Regions from separate parts of the Homo sapiens genome. Here all the other regions are linked to region 3. Evidence: chromatin contacts called from ENCODE Hi-C data. All regions are on one chromosome and are shown on one strand. The core of a region is the stretch at or near the end of the contact, and the rest is flanking DNA. Distances in the headings are between cores, read along the strand shown.

Region 1 (4,662 bases), core at 313-2,812, 530 kb before region 3:
AACAAACTCTTGGACCCCATCCAGACCTCCAACATCAGAGACCTTGGGGAGACCCATGATCTGTGTGTTCACAAGCCCCCCAGAGGACCCTGAGCCCCACTCAAGTTTGAGAACCACATCTTCTATTAATGCTTCATGAACCATATATCCTGACTGGTTTTACAAATATGTTGTGGGTGCAGAAACACCCAGTTATTCTCAAATGCTCTGAGGAGCTATGAGGAAAGCTTGAGTTCAGCACTAAGATAATAGTCAGCACCAGACATGAGCTTAGGGAATCAGGAAATTGAGGTTCTAAAAGGAGAAGGAAAAAAGAAAAGAGAAAATTTTATTTTAAAATGTTACATATCAAAAAATACATTAGTGGGAAAACTCACAGCCACCATCGGTGGGGCCCTTGGTCTGCGCCAGGCACTGCAGAGCTTCTCACGAACCCATTCACTTACCACTTGTGACAGCTCTGATGAGGGAGGTCCTGTATCGTCCCCATTCTGTGGGTGAGAAAACGGAGGCCCAGAGCTGGGACCAGCCCAACAGCCAGGGGAGCGGTCAGGACCCAAATCCTGACGGTCAGGCTAGAAGCAGCGAAATCTCCACGGGGCCTGGTCTGTGGCTTAACCTTGGTTTTGTTCTTCATGTTGCAGCGCTTGGGATCTGGCGAGGTCTGACTCTTACACTGTTCCAACTGCTGTAGACGGATGGCATTATGGGCTTGAGGCAGATTTCCCAGAGGCTCACATGCCCCATGGCCGGTCTTTTCCCTTTAGGTCCTGAGACAATAGGAAAATCCTGGGTAGGAATCCAGGTAACACTTTGATTCCAAAGAACATACTTCTCTTCCTCCTTTTCCAGCCTCTTCACTGTCTCTCTCCTCTCCTCTCTTCTCTTCCTTAGCTTCTTCTGGTTAAGTTCCATCTGTAAGACAAAGGAACCCAGAGCCAAGTTAAGCTTAGGAGAGGACACACCATCCAGTCCCTGAGCTAAGCCCACCCTCGGACCCCACTGCAGAAAAGGTCATGAGCAGAGGGCACAGAAGGATCTGCCTCTCCTCCTCTCCCCCATGGCAGACAAAAGCAGGTGCACTGTGTGGACATCAAGAAGGTGAGAGGGAGGTGACATAGGCCACCCTAACCAGAAGGTCACACCTGGGCATGTGAGGGGCCGCTGAAGGACAGCCCAAGAGCTGCTGCTGAGCTTCATTTCTGGTATTAAACAAGCACTAGGTCATCTCTTGGCAATTGAGAAACCTGGCCAATGATAATGTGCTTTTAACCAGCTCATATTAGAAGTGAATGTGATCACTATCCCAGCTCACAGGTAGCACCGAGGCTCTAGGCAAAGGTCAGAACAACTCTGCCAGGGTGGCGTGACTGCGGGTTCCTGCCTCTGCTTGCTGGGGACCTACTTACTCCAAGGAGGCAGGCACCGGCCATGACCCTATTTGAAGGAGGTCTTTGCTCCTCCCTCTGTGCTCAACTCCCAGTCAGCTCCCTCCAAGGCATCCGCCACAATTGCAACCGTTCACTCACCTGCTGGTTTACTGCTTTACCCATCTGCCTTGCCGGATGCTGTAGCTGACAGTGCTGGCAGGCTGCCCTCCGGGTCGCCTGCAGCCTCTGTAGACAGTTCACACACACACCACAGCTTCCTGCCTGCAGCACCTGCCACTCGAGCGGAGGATGCCCCAAAGCCAGGAGTGCACCAGCTAGGACTGAAGTCCTGGGGGGCAGAGGGTGATGCCTCCAGCAGCCACTCTTGACAGATGACAGGGGTTGATGGATGATACCTGGCCAAGGGGTGCAATGATCCTGTGGTAGGAAAATCCCGAAGAGAAATCACCTTGCATAGTCACCCGAGGTCCTGGTGTGATTGAGCCTTGGGAAATGCCACTTGCTGTCACAGCTTCTCTGTGTCCCTGCCCCTCCCCTACTAGAACTTCCTGGGTTCCTCCCACATTACTTACTTCACTCAAATCCCTGTCTCAGAGTCTGCTGTGCAGAACCCAAGCCTAGACTGACCATAAGCTCCAGAGCAGGGCTGGGGCTGGCCTGGGGCCCCTGCATGCCAGGGCCCCGCACACTCCTGGTGCAGAGCCAGTGCTTAGTGAAGGTCTGCAGCGGGGGAACAGGCCATAAGATGGAGGAGTCTGAACCATATGCCTGTTGCCTGACGGGGTCTCCTGGGAGAAACTTAGCTCTTCCCCATTCACTCCACATTAGATCTGGAGTCCTCTCCCCAGTCCTGTCCCCATGCTCAAGGCCTGGTCCAAGGAAGGTTGGCTGGGAGCATGTCATCCACTGTAACCTGAGTGCTCAAGAGGAAAGAAAGGCGCCCCAACATCAGACTCTCACAGCCCAGCCCTGGGACTGCCCTCCTGCAGGAAGAAGCTGAATATTTTACAAAATACTAGAAGAAGAGGCTGAGAAATTTACAAACCTGTTTCACTCACCGGTTTCAACAAAAGTGTGGAAATGAATGTCACTGAGCTGCCACCCTGAAACTGCTTTGTTTGTGCTGAGTTTTCACTGATGAAGGCTAGCAGAAGCGGCAGCATGGCTAGGGCACCTTGGGGACTCTGGCAGGGTTGGCTGCAGCAGCCATCTGTGTGGACCCAGTACCTCCAGTCCATCACCCTGAGTGGAGGGTTGCAGCATGCTTGTCTGATTACTGACTCTTCTTCTAGCTCACTCCCCCTAACACACTAATAACCGGACATGCTCAGATCGGTCAGAGAAATGCTCATGAAAGAGTGGAGGAAGAGAAGGAGAAATCAGAAAGGAGAGGGTACAACAATGAAGAAGACCCATCCATCGCAGACACTGGCCACCACATGCATTAAATCAGCCCTTCCTGGACACAACAAAGGCCACTATCCTAAGTTCAGCTCCCTGTAGAGACAGGAAATGGCAAATGCTGAGACATTTTATTCCTAAACTACCGTTATAGTCAAGTCTTTTGTCTGCCAAAGGGGAAAGGATTCTGCAGTGGTTTATGCTCTTCATCCTCTCACACACTTAGAGGAACTTTGAGTACATACTTCCCATACTGCTGAGCATACATCTTCGGGTCCTGAGGGTTCTTGTCTTTCATTTCAAGTAGGAGGTAAATTTTAGAGTGCCCTGGCCAAGGAGGGAGCCCATTCAGATGGTTGCAAGGAAGTGGGGGGCCTTCGAATTTTATTTTTGGTTTACATAATACTTCAGATGCATGCACCTAACAACAGAGTATCAAAACACAGGAAGCGAAAACTGATAGAACAGCAAGGAAAATATAAGCTATATAAAATTCTTTACTGCATTAATAGTTGGAGACTTCAACGCTCCTTTATCAGTAATTGATAGATCTAGTGGGCATAAAATCAGTAAGGGTATAGTAAGGAACAGCACCATTTATCACTGGATCTAACTGACGTCTATAGAGTACTTCATCCAACAACAGCAGAATACATATTTTTCTCAAGATCACATGGAACATTCATCAAATAGGCCATATTCGAGGCCATAACACATACCTTAACAAATTTAAACGAATAGAAATTATCCAAAATATGTTCTCAGAGCACAGTGGAATTAAACTAGAAGTCAAAAACAGAAATCTACCAGAAGCTGAAAAAAAAATCCCCAAATATATGGAGATTAAGCAATGTACTTCTATTTTACATAAGAATTAAAGAAGAAGTCTCAAGAAAAATTAAAAAGTATTTTTAACTTAATGAAAATAAAAATACAACTTACCAAATGTGTGGAATGCAGTGAAAACAGTGCTTAGAGGAAAATATGTAACATTAAATTCATTTGCTAGAAAAGAAGGAAGGGCCGGGCGCAGTGGCTCATGCCTGTAATCCCAGCACTTTAAGGGCCAAGGCGGGTAGATCACCCGAGGTCAGGAGTTCGAGACCAGTCTGGCCAACATGGGGAAACCCCATCTCTACTAAAAATATAAAAATCAGCTGGGCATGGTGGTGCACGCCTGTAGTCCCAGCTACTTGGGAGGCTGAGGCAGGAGAATAGCTTGAACCTAGGAGGTAGAGGTTGCAGTGAGCCAAGATGGTACCATTGCACTCCAGCCTGGGTGACAGAGTAAGACTCTGTCTCCCAAAAAAAAAAAAAAGAAAAGAAAAGAAGGAAGCTCTTAAATCAATCATCCAATCTTCCAACTTAGGAAATTAGAAAAAAAGAAGGGCAAATTGAATCAAAAGTAGATATAAGAAAATAAATTTTAAAATTAGAGAATAATTCAATAAAATGGAAAGTAAGAAATCATTAGAAAAAATAAATGAAACCAAAAGCTGATTCTTTGAAAAGAACAATAAAATCAGTAAACCTCTATTCTGGCTAAGTGAAAAAGAAAGAGATACAAATTGCTCATACTGTAAATAAAAGAAGGGTCATCACTGCTGATCCCATGAACATTAAAAAGATAATAAGGAAGTATTATAAACAAATATATGTATACAGTTGATAAGCTGGATGAAATGGATCAATTTTCTGAAAGACACAAATTACCAAAACTCACAAAAAGAGAAATAGATATTCTAAGTAGGTCTATATCTACTAAAGAAATTAAATTAATAAGTAATAGCCCTCAAAAAATAAAGCACTAAAGACCAGGTTATTTCACTGGTTGCTTCCACCAAACCATTTAAGGAAAAAATAATACGAA
Region 2 (4,825 bases), core at 456-2,955, 670 kb before region 3:
ACCAAAACAGATATATAGACCAATGGAACAGAACAGAAGCCCAGAAATAACACCACACATCAACAACCACCTGATCTTTGACAAACCTGACTAAAACAACCAATGGGGAAAGGATTCCCTATTTAATAAATGGTGTTGGGAAAACTGGCTAGCCATTTGCAGAAAACTGAAACTGGACCCCTTCCTTACACCTTATACAAAAATTAACTCAACATGGATTAAGGACTTAAGACCTAAAACCATAAAAACCCTAGAAGAAAACCTAGGCAGTACCATTCAGGACATAGGCATGGGCAAAGACTTCATGACTAAAACACCAAAAGGAATAGCAACAAAAGCCAAAATTGATAAATGGGACCTAATTAAACTAATGAACTTCCACACAGCAAAAGAAACTGTCATCAGAGTGAACAGGCAACCTACAGAATGGGAGAAAATTTTTGCAATATATCCATTTGACAAAGAGCTAATGTCGAGAATCTACAAGGAACTTAAACAATTGACAAGAAAAAAACAACCCCATCAAAAATTGGGTGAAGGATATGAACAGACACTAAAAAGAAGACATTTATGCAGCCAAGAAACATATGAAAAAACGCTCATCATCACTGGTCATTAGAGAAATGCAAATCAAAACCACAATGAGGTACCATCTCATGCCAGTTAGAATGGTGATCGTTAAAAAGTCAGGAAGCAACAGATGCTGGAGAGGATGTGGAGAAATAGGAACGCTTTTACACTGTTGGTGGGAGTGTAAATTAGTTCAACCATTGTGGAAGACAGTGTGGTGATTCCTCAAGGATCTAGAACCAGAAATACCATTTGACCCAGCAATTTCATTACTGGGTATATACTCAAAAATCATTCTACTATAAAGACACATGCACACGTATGTTTACTGCAGCACTAGTCACAATAGCAAAGACTTGGAACCAACCCAAATGCCCATCAATGGTAGACTGGATAAAGAAAATGTGGCACATATACACCATGGAATACTATGCAGCCATAAAAAAGATGAGTTCATGTCCTTTGCAGGGACATGGATGAAGCTGGAAACCATCATTCTCAGCAAACTAACACAAGAACAGAAAACCAAACACCGCATGTTCTCATTCATAGGTGGGAGTTGAACAATGAGAACACATGGACACAGGGAGGGGAACATCACACACCAAGGACTATCTGGGGATCCGGGGCCAGGGGAGGGATAGCATTTGGAGAAATACCTAATGTAGATGATGGGTTGATGGGTGCAGCAAACCACCATGGCACGTGTATACCTATGTAACAAACCTGCATGTTCTGCACATGTACCCCAGAACTTAAGTAATTAAAAGAAAAAGGAAAATCAAGTGATTTTGCTTTTGAAAATTCCTGCTAATGTTTTTCATGCAACATCTCTTTCGTGTGTGGCTCAGGGGTAGAACATTGCATCAGGATTTGCTCATGGGTCTCATGTCTCTTCCTCCTCCCCCAGCAAATGACGGCTGCTCGGAAACTTTTATAAAGGAAGCGGTTGCTTTGTGGCTGATAGATCTGAAGGTGAAGAGCTTCTGGCCAAAATGATTCAGCAGCAAAACACTCCCCTCCCCAGCACCACGCAGGCAGCCCCCTAGCCCCGCCCCTGCCCCATCCCACAGTGGTTTGCAGGGTGGGGTTCCATGCTGTGGCCCTGGCACCTGCCCCTGGGCTGGGACAGCCCACTGTTCCATGCTGCCCAAGAAGGCTCAGCACAGGCACAAACCATTGCCCGGCACTGGCCCGTGCTGCCTGAGAAGGATTGGCACGGGCACAGACCACTGCCCCCACCTGCCCTGCGCCATCTACCCAAGAAGGCTCGGCACGGGCACCAACCACTGCCTCCAACTGCCCCATGCTGCCTGAGAAGGCACTGCACGGCCACCCCCAACTGCCCCGCACTGTCCCTACCCGGGCAGCCATGCGAGCGGCTGGAACTCTGCTGGCCTTCTGCTGCCTGGTCTTGAGCACCACTGGGGGCCCTTCCCCAGGTAAGTGGCGTTCTCCCCTGTCCGCTCCCCGGGGGTCTCTCCCTGAGATTGGCCACTGGTGCCTTGGGTCTTCCCCAGGGCACTTTCCTAGCTTGGAGCCCCCACAGGACCATGCGGTGGTGAGAGGTGCTGGGAGTGGTGAGAGGGGCAAGGGGCTCCATCTGGCTGCAGCTACCTTTGGGGGTAGCAGGCTACAGGGATGAAGGGTTTGGGGGCTGCCCCAGAAGGCTAGGGGCAAGGGAAGCATCTTCTATTCTCTGGCTCTTCACAGAGGTCTGAGAAAGGTCTAAGTAAGGCAGGTCTCCCGCAGCTCCTCTGCGGGACGGAGGCGACAGGGCAGCCACATGCCTGTGGTTAGCCGCTTCTATCTGATGGCTTGTCATTCCTTCCTGCTGGCTGTTGTCCTGTGACTTGGCTCCAGGGACCCTAACGATCAGACTCTTTCACCCTTCCTGAAATCCACTCCCTGAGGGTCAGCACTCAGGGGGAGGGGGGACAGGGAGGAAAGAGCCACTGCCTGTGCACTGGGAAACTGAGACACAGCCAGGCTAGGTGATTTGCCCAAGTCACACAGCCAGGGACAACCTGCTCTCCCCCAAAGGGAACTGGGCCATGGCCTCCCTGGCACAGGAATCAGACCAGGATACTGATGGGGACTTGGGAGGCCCCCACCTCATTTAACCAACCAGGAAGCTGGCACCAGAGGGCTGAGGTGACCCGCTCAAGTCATATGACCCCCACCCAGCAGACAGGGACAGAAGGGGGCTGGAGCCTGGCCAAAGGGGCCCAGGTGGGGGCTGTGCAGCAGGACCACTGACAAGAGGATGGCTCCAGAGCACCCAAGGGGTTCTTGGAGGGTTCTCACCTCCTCCTGGTGAGTCAGGATACTGAGGACTCAGTGATGCTGGGGGACACTGTGTCGAGCTCCCAGGCCTGGCCTAGGGCGGACGCTGCGACTGAGCAGCCAAGGGGACACGGCAGGCTGGAGGAGGGGCCGGGGGCAGCTTCTGCTCTCACTGATGGGAACATGCCACCGCCACCAGCTCTGGGTAGTGCTCAGCGAACATGGAGCTGACCCATGGCTGGCAGAAGGCTGGGGACAGCATACCCGGCCCTGCCTCCCAGCTTGGGAGCCTTCTTAGCTCACGCAAGGAGCCCTCCACCTGCTTCCCAGCCTCACAGGGGCCTCTCCTCCTGGCCCTGTCCTGATGCAGTGCTGCCTGCCTGCTGCCATTCTGTGCCCTGCCCCTTCGTGTCTCCAAGGTCCAAGGGGGAAGCAGGGAAGAGAGGCAAGTTCACTCCAGAGAAGTGGCTCGTTCTCACACCTCAGAAAAGGCTCTCCTGGAGGGGACATGGAGCCAGCTGTCCTAGCGTGTCCTGGGATCTAATTAAACCTACTGACTGCTGAGGGGTTTCAGAGCTCTGCTCATCTCACGGAGCAGGCTAGGGACTATAACAGGGTGGCGTGGGAGCCGATGTGCTGGGCAGCTGGCAACGTCATTTTCCTGGGTGGTGTTCCCGGCCCCTCGCTGGTATGTAATGCTGCACCAAGCCTTTCCCTCCATTCTCAGCAGACCTGCTGTCAGCCACCAAACCCCAGAGAGAAGCTCCAGAGCCCACGTTCACACACACAGAGCGGGCCCTCAGCCTCAGTCCTACCATCCATGAAATGGGAAGATAACTGCACCCCGTCTCCGGCCCTGGGGAGGCTGAACAGAGGTGGCTCGGGGAAGGCACAGGCATGGAGGCACATGGGGCATGGGGTGCTCTCCGCCAGCCTCAGCCCCCTGCTCTGTCTAGTGCAGGCCCTTCTGCCACTGTGCTGGTGACAGCCCCCAGCACCCTGCCCAGGCGCTGTGATCATTTCTGGTGCTTCCAGCAAGGGCCTTCAGTCTTCGGCTGTATAGGGAGGGTGCTGGGAGGCCCCCAGTCTAGCAGCAAAAAAGAGATGGGAACCTGGGCCCCAGACACAAGCATGCGTCCTGCCCCCACTCCACAACTCCTACAGCCCCTCCGCTGCCTCCTCTGAGAATAAATTACAGAGCCTTCCTCATGACTGAGGGGGGTAGGGGGCGGGGAAGCAACAGGGACCCCAAGGGTGGTGCCGTCTGAGCATCTGGCCTCTCTCCACACCCATGCACTGAACTGCACAGACCATAGCGCTGAGCCCCTCAGGGCACCTCTCCTCCCTGAGGCTTTCAGAACCTAGGAAATTGCCACACTGGCTTCCGCCACCCTTTTGAAAAGGGCTGTTTCTTTCTCAATCTGATGGGCATCTCTTCTGGGAAGCTCTGCCAGGTGCCATGTCATCCTCTGCCCCCTCCACTCTAGCTGCAACGGCCCATCTGCCTGGACAGGGGCCCTGGGGTCAGGGAGCCATTTCAGCTTCCCTCTGCAAGGTGATGTCAGTCCTTACTTCCCAGTAGCAGAGAGACCACTTGCAGCCCGGGGACCTCCTGCCTCCTGGGGAGCACTGGGAGCTGCCGCAGGCTGAGCCACCGTCTACGTGGCAAGATTTGTTTTTCCCAATGGGGGCATTCATTTGCCCTGAGACCCCTGCTGTGGCCATGTGCATTTTGATATATTGATAATGATTACAGTTTTGCACATCATTTATTGACAAGTGCTTCGTGTATGTTGCCTCATATATTCTCACTGTCGTCAGCATCCTCATTTTACAGGTGAGGACACGGAGGCTCAGAGAGGTTAGGCAGCTTGCCTGAGATCATACAGCCAGTGAGAAGCAGAGCTGGAATTCAAACTCCGGGTGTGTCCCAGTGGGTTAAGGTCGGGACTGATCTGGTAGAGCTCAG
Region 3 (4,575 bases), core at 1,945-4,444:
CCCCTTTTTTTTTTTTCCATTAAATGAAGGTAGCCAGGAGGAGGTTGCTGCAGGGAGGGTGCTAAGTGAAAATGCTATATAAACTGCATTCTTTTTACAAGTGGCTGCAGTTCTGTCCAGCCCGCCGCCAATGGACCGTCTTGTATATAAGTTCCCTCAAAAACCGTTCCTCATTTGCTGGCTCCGGGTCTCATCTTCAGCCTCTTGAACATGGTGCTATCCCTACTGAAATCAATAGGGATCCAGCACGACAGAAGGGGATGAATTCCAAATAAAACTATTAACAATTTTAAAACACGCTCACAAAATGAGGCCTGCACTCAGCCTAGCAATTCAAGCAGCGCTTCTGTTATTTTTATTTCAAGTCTGTGCACAAACATCACCTACTCGATGAGGCCAAATCTGACCAGTCTATTTAAAATGTTGATTTGTTACCCTCTCTGCTTTTTCTATCACACCTGTAAATATTTATTATGTTCACTGCCATACCCACTAAGAAGTAAATTCACAAATGCAGAAATCTCTTCTGCTTTGTTCACTGAGAAACTCCAGGCTTCTGTAGAAAAGTTCCTCTTGAGTAATTACCATGAAAAACAGGTCTAAAGAGGGAGAAAAAAAATAACTTCCCTAGGTGATTAGAAAAAATTAAAGTTGATACATACAGTCAGTATATGACCTCTTCTCCCCAAGCCCAAGGCCATAAATGGCTGGACCTTTCCCTCTTCCTCCATTCATAAATTATTATTATTTTTTGAGACGGAGTCTGGCTCTGTCGCCCAGGCTGGAGTGCAGTGGCGCGATCTCGGCTCACTGCAAGCTCCGCCTCCCGGGTTCACGCCATTCTCCTGGCTCAGCCTCCCCAGTAGCTGGGACTACAGGCGCCCGCCAACACACCCGGCTAATTTTTGTATTTTTAGTAGAGACGGGGTTTCACCGTGTTAGCCAGGATGGTCTCCATCTGCTGACCTCGTGATCTGCCCATCTCGGTCTCCCAAAGTACTGGGATTACAGGCGTGAGCCACCGCGCCCGGCCCATTCATAAATTATTTACAATGATTTGTAATTATAAAGGAGGCAGTAATAGAACCAAGTCTCGAAGTAAAAATTTGTATCCATCCATCCAGCATTTATTCAACATTTGCCATGTGTCAAACGAGGATAATTAAGACAGCTTGTTCCCTCCCAAGAAGCTCACTATTTAGTAGTAGGCACCTGAGTTGCAAAATTAATTGAAATATCCTTTGACAGATGCATTAAGAAATATCTGAACAAAATACAGCACTACTATAAGTGAGGGTGTAAAGACCAGGGAGGCATACGATTTAGTCTTTGTTTTAAAAATATTGCTGTGGCAAGAATGTGGAGGACACACTGGATGTGGTAAACCTGGAGACAAGCCCACAGCAACAGTCTAGGTGAGAGATGAGTTCAGCTGTAACTGAGACATGCACGGGGCATGTGCAGTGGTGGACAGACAGCGTACGAGGGTGGAAGGTGCTATAGTTCGCTGAGTGGACACTGCAACCATGGGCTTCCCAAGTATTACAGGGTTATTGAGGACTAATATAATTCACATTTTATGAAGATATAAGGCTCCGAGTGGTTAATTCCTTGAGGCACTTTCAGCTAGGTTTTGGGAGAGCTGTGATTCATATTCAAATGTCTGATTTTAAAGCCCAAACTCTGGGCCTACAGCAAGAATTGGCCTAAAGCAATAATTTAATTGAAATGCACAGGACTCAGCTTACTAATAACACACAGGTAAATATGTAACATCTGCAGCGAGAGATACTGGAGGCAATATGGCACAGGGTGGCACCCCTGAGGTGGAGGCCAACAAGTTAAAAGTGTGGAATGCCTCAGTAAAGTCATGAAGACAGACTTTAAAAATGTCTACTGATTCCGGCATTTTGGGAATGCCTAGTGATCCAGCAAGTCTATTTCAGTCTAGCGGTGAAGATAAAGCGACATTACGATGGATTTAGTAATAAATAGGAGGTAGAGACAAGGAGATAACGGGTATAGATTTCTCCGGGAAAACATGGCTGTCAAGAGAGACAGGCAACATCTACAGCAGGAAGAATAGCCCAAAGGGAGGCATCCTTTTTACAGCTTTTTTAAAACTATAGGGCAAACATGAATATGCGGCAGGAGTGGAATGCAGCTAAAAAGAAAACGGATGAGGTAGTGGAAGATCCAGGGACACAAAAACTAACTGATGAAGCATGAAGAGGACGGGGCGCTCAGGTTTGGATGAATTAGCTTTTGAAAGTGAGTTTTCCACATCTGATAAATCCTTCCCTTTCCCCTTGAAGCTGAAGGTAGAGAAAGGGAAGCCGGGGTGGACTGGGGCTGGAACACGGGAAGGTCTGAAAGCGCCTCCGCGCGTGTAGAGGGGCAGTGCCGCGGAGGAGCGCCTCAGGAAGGGCATGCCCTCGCAGCACGGGCTTTTGCTGTGTCACGTGTCAGAAAGCCACGGTGACCACCACCCCGCCAGGGAGGCCAGAAGAAGTTCTGCGGCGACAATTCTCTAAAGCAGGGCTTAAGTCCAGGCTCGGTACTGACAGCCGTGTCCCTTCTTGGGTCAACACTGGGGCTAACTCTACCATGTCTCCTCCCAGCAACCCCGAAAGTCGCATGGGGGACACGACCCTCTGTCGAGCTCCACACCGACAGTCTGACCGGGGGCGGGACCAGCGCCTGGTCTCGCGGCTTTGCTGTCGCCTCCCGCGCCCACGGGCACCTCCGCCACCGTGGCAGCCGTCACGGAGCCCTTCCGCGTCCCGAGCGCCAAGGCACCTGCGAGCAGCCGCTCCAGGGCTCGAGATTGGGTGACAAGCGGCCGCCAGGCCAGGGAAAGCAGACCCGCAGGGCCCGCGCGCCTCCAGCCACCTCCGCACCCGCACGCTCCACAGGTTTCAACCAGCAAGAGCGGCCCGCGGCGCCGGGGTGGAAGTGGGGTCAAGGGGAGGTGAGCGTGCAGGACGGGGCGGGGCGCACTGACCCCGCCCAGAGGAGCGCCATGGGTGGGGACGTTACCTCCAACATGCCTCTCCTGCTCGCCCCGGCCGTGTCGATGAGAGTGTTGTCCAAGTCAAAGAAAACCGCCCGCACGCGGCTCAGCCCCATAGCGCCGGCCGCTGGCGCGAACCGTAGCCTTGCCACCGCCGCCTGCGCATGCGCAAGGCGGACTGCCCAGAGAGACGTGGGAGGAGCCGCGAAGTCACCAGACCATCTCCCGGCGCGGGTGGAATTCCCGCGATCTGTCTCATTCCCTGCGCCGCCGAGAAAAGTGAGATCCCGCGAGACTCCCAGGGTATGGTCTCTCAAGAGCCCTGGAAACGTGTGTCGGCGCCGCCGGATGCGGCGACTTCTCAGTGGCTGTGGCTGGCGTTGGTCCGAAGCGTGGTGTTCTTCCCTGGTGTCTTTCTGCTTATCTCTTTCCTCCCTGGGCCCTCCGGCGCGAGGGACCGTCATCACCTCCCCGAGAGAGGTTGTCCGCGCTGCCAGGCGCTGGGCAGCAGGCTCTCCGGGTGGCCGGGCGGGCGGCGCGGAGACGTCGGCGGGCCTGATGTCTGCCTTGAGCGCCCGCGGTCCTAGCCTGCCTGTACGCGCAGGTCACTGTAGGTGATCTGGGGACGGGGGAAGGTGGAGCCTGCGCCTTCCCGCCTCGCGCCATTTGCGGCCTTCGCCGGGGTGGAATCCCTGTCTGCCTGGGCCCGCGCCAGCACGTTTCTGAAGGATGTGACTTGGGTCTCTTACAACCCGTTTAGTACCTGTGCCCTAAGACGGAGGGGCTGTGTAGTGGCTGCCCCATGTTTTGCCCTTCCTGATTGTTTTCCTGAAACCTTGCGTTCTCAGGTCTTTGGATGCCTTTTACTCGGTTGTTTTCAGGCATAGCAAGAGGTTGAGGGACGTCGACCGCCTTTTAAACCCGCGGAAGGGCTGTAGCAACTCTTGTCTCCTAGTGCTGGCAGAACGGGGATCGTAACACTAATCTCTAATCTTTGTCTCTCTTGGGTACCTTTACTGTAATTTGGATATGTGGTCATCATTAGTGACCAGAAATTGACTGTCAGGTACAGGCCAATTACCTGATTTTGTTTAGCCAGTGAGCTAAGTGGTTTTTTTTATTTTTTAATTTATTTTTATTTTTATTTTCGAGATGGAGTCTTGCTCTGTCACCCAGTCTGGCGTGTAGTGGCACGATCTTGGCTCACTGCAACCTCCGCCTCCCGGGTTCAAGCAATTCTCCGGCTTCAGCCTCCTGAGTAGCTGGGATTACAGGCGCATGCCACCACCCCCCGGCTAATTTTTGTATTTTTAGTAGAGACGGAGTTTCACCATGTTGGCCAGGCTGGTTCTCGAACTCCTGACTTCGTGATCCACCCGTCTTGGCCTCCCAAAGAGCTGGGATTACAGGCGTGAGCCACCGCGCCTGGCTAAGGGTGATTTTTACATTTGTAAATGGATTTAAAAAATCAAAATAACAGTGTTTTGTTACACATGAAAATCAAGAAATTTTAGTGCCCATAGTTGCATTAGAACACAGCGCACACATTCATTTCTGTATCG

What was found. Hi-C counts contacts between places; a loop is a spot of excess contacts on that map. Pooled maps may share reads with other maps.
Region 1: a pooled map shows a loop between it and region 3 (3-fold over the local background). The contact joins the enhancer-like site here to the promoter of NANP in region 3. A Hi-C loop is called at or near these places in 4 of 50 pooled maps.
Region 2: a loop to region 3 is called in a pooled map, with 7 times the contacts of the local background. The contact joins the promoter of CST7 here to the promoter of NANP in region 3. A Hi-C loop is called at or near these places in 6 of 50 pooled maps.

What each region holds. Positions count from the first base shown.
Region 1 is chr20:25,089,314-25,093,975 of GRCh38, forward strand. No RefSeq gene overlaps it. Among named protein-coding and RNA genes, the nearest start is that of VSX1, 9.5 kb to the left of the region's middle. Within about 2 kb of position 1,563, at least 4 of the 41 ENCODE cell types and tissues checked have a DNase peak (open chromatin) inside an H3K27ac peak, as active enhancers do.
Region 2 is chr20:24,947,564-24,952,388 of GRCh38, forward strand. It overlaps CST7 (cystatin F), which reads left to right and starts at 1,706. Exons shown (of 4, transcript NM_003650.4): 1 at 1,706-2,012. The coding sequence starts at 1,943. RefSeq lists an enhancer at 1,372-1,421.
Region 3 is chr20:25,620,820-25,625,394 of GRCh38, forward strand. NANP (N-acetylneuraminic acid phosphatase) reads right to left here and starts at 3,195. Exons shown (of 2, transcript NM_152667.3): 1 at 3,040-3,195. The coding sequence starts at 3,129. It overlaps ZNF337-AS1 (ZNF337 antisense RNA 1), which reads left to right and starts at 3,226. Exons shown (of 4, transcript NR_126465.1): 1 at 3,226-3,316. RefSeq lists enhancers at 2,468-3,143, 3,115-3,284 and a silencer at 2,885-2,944.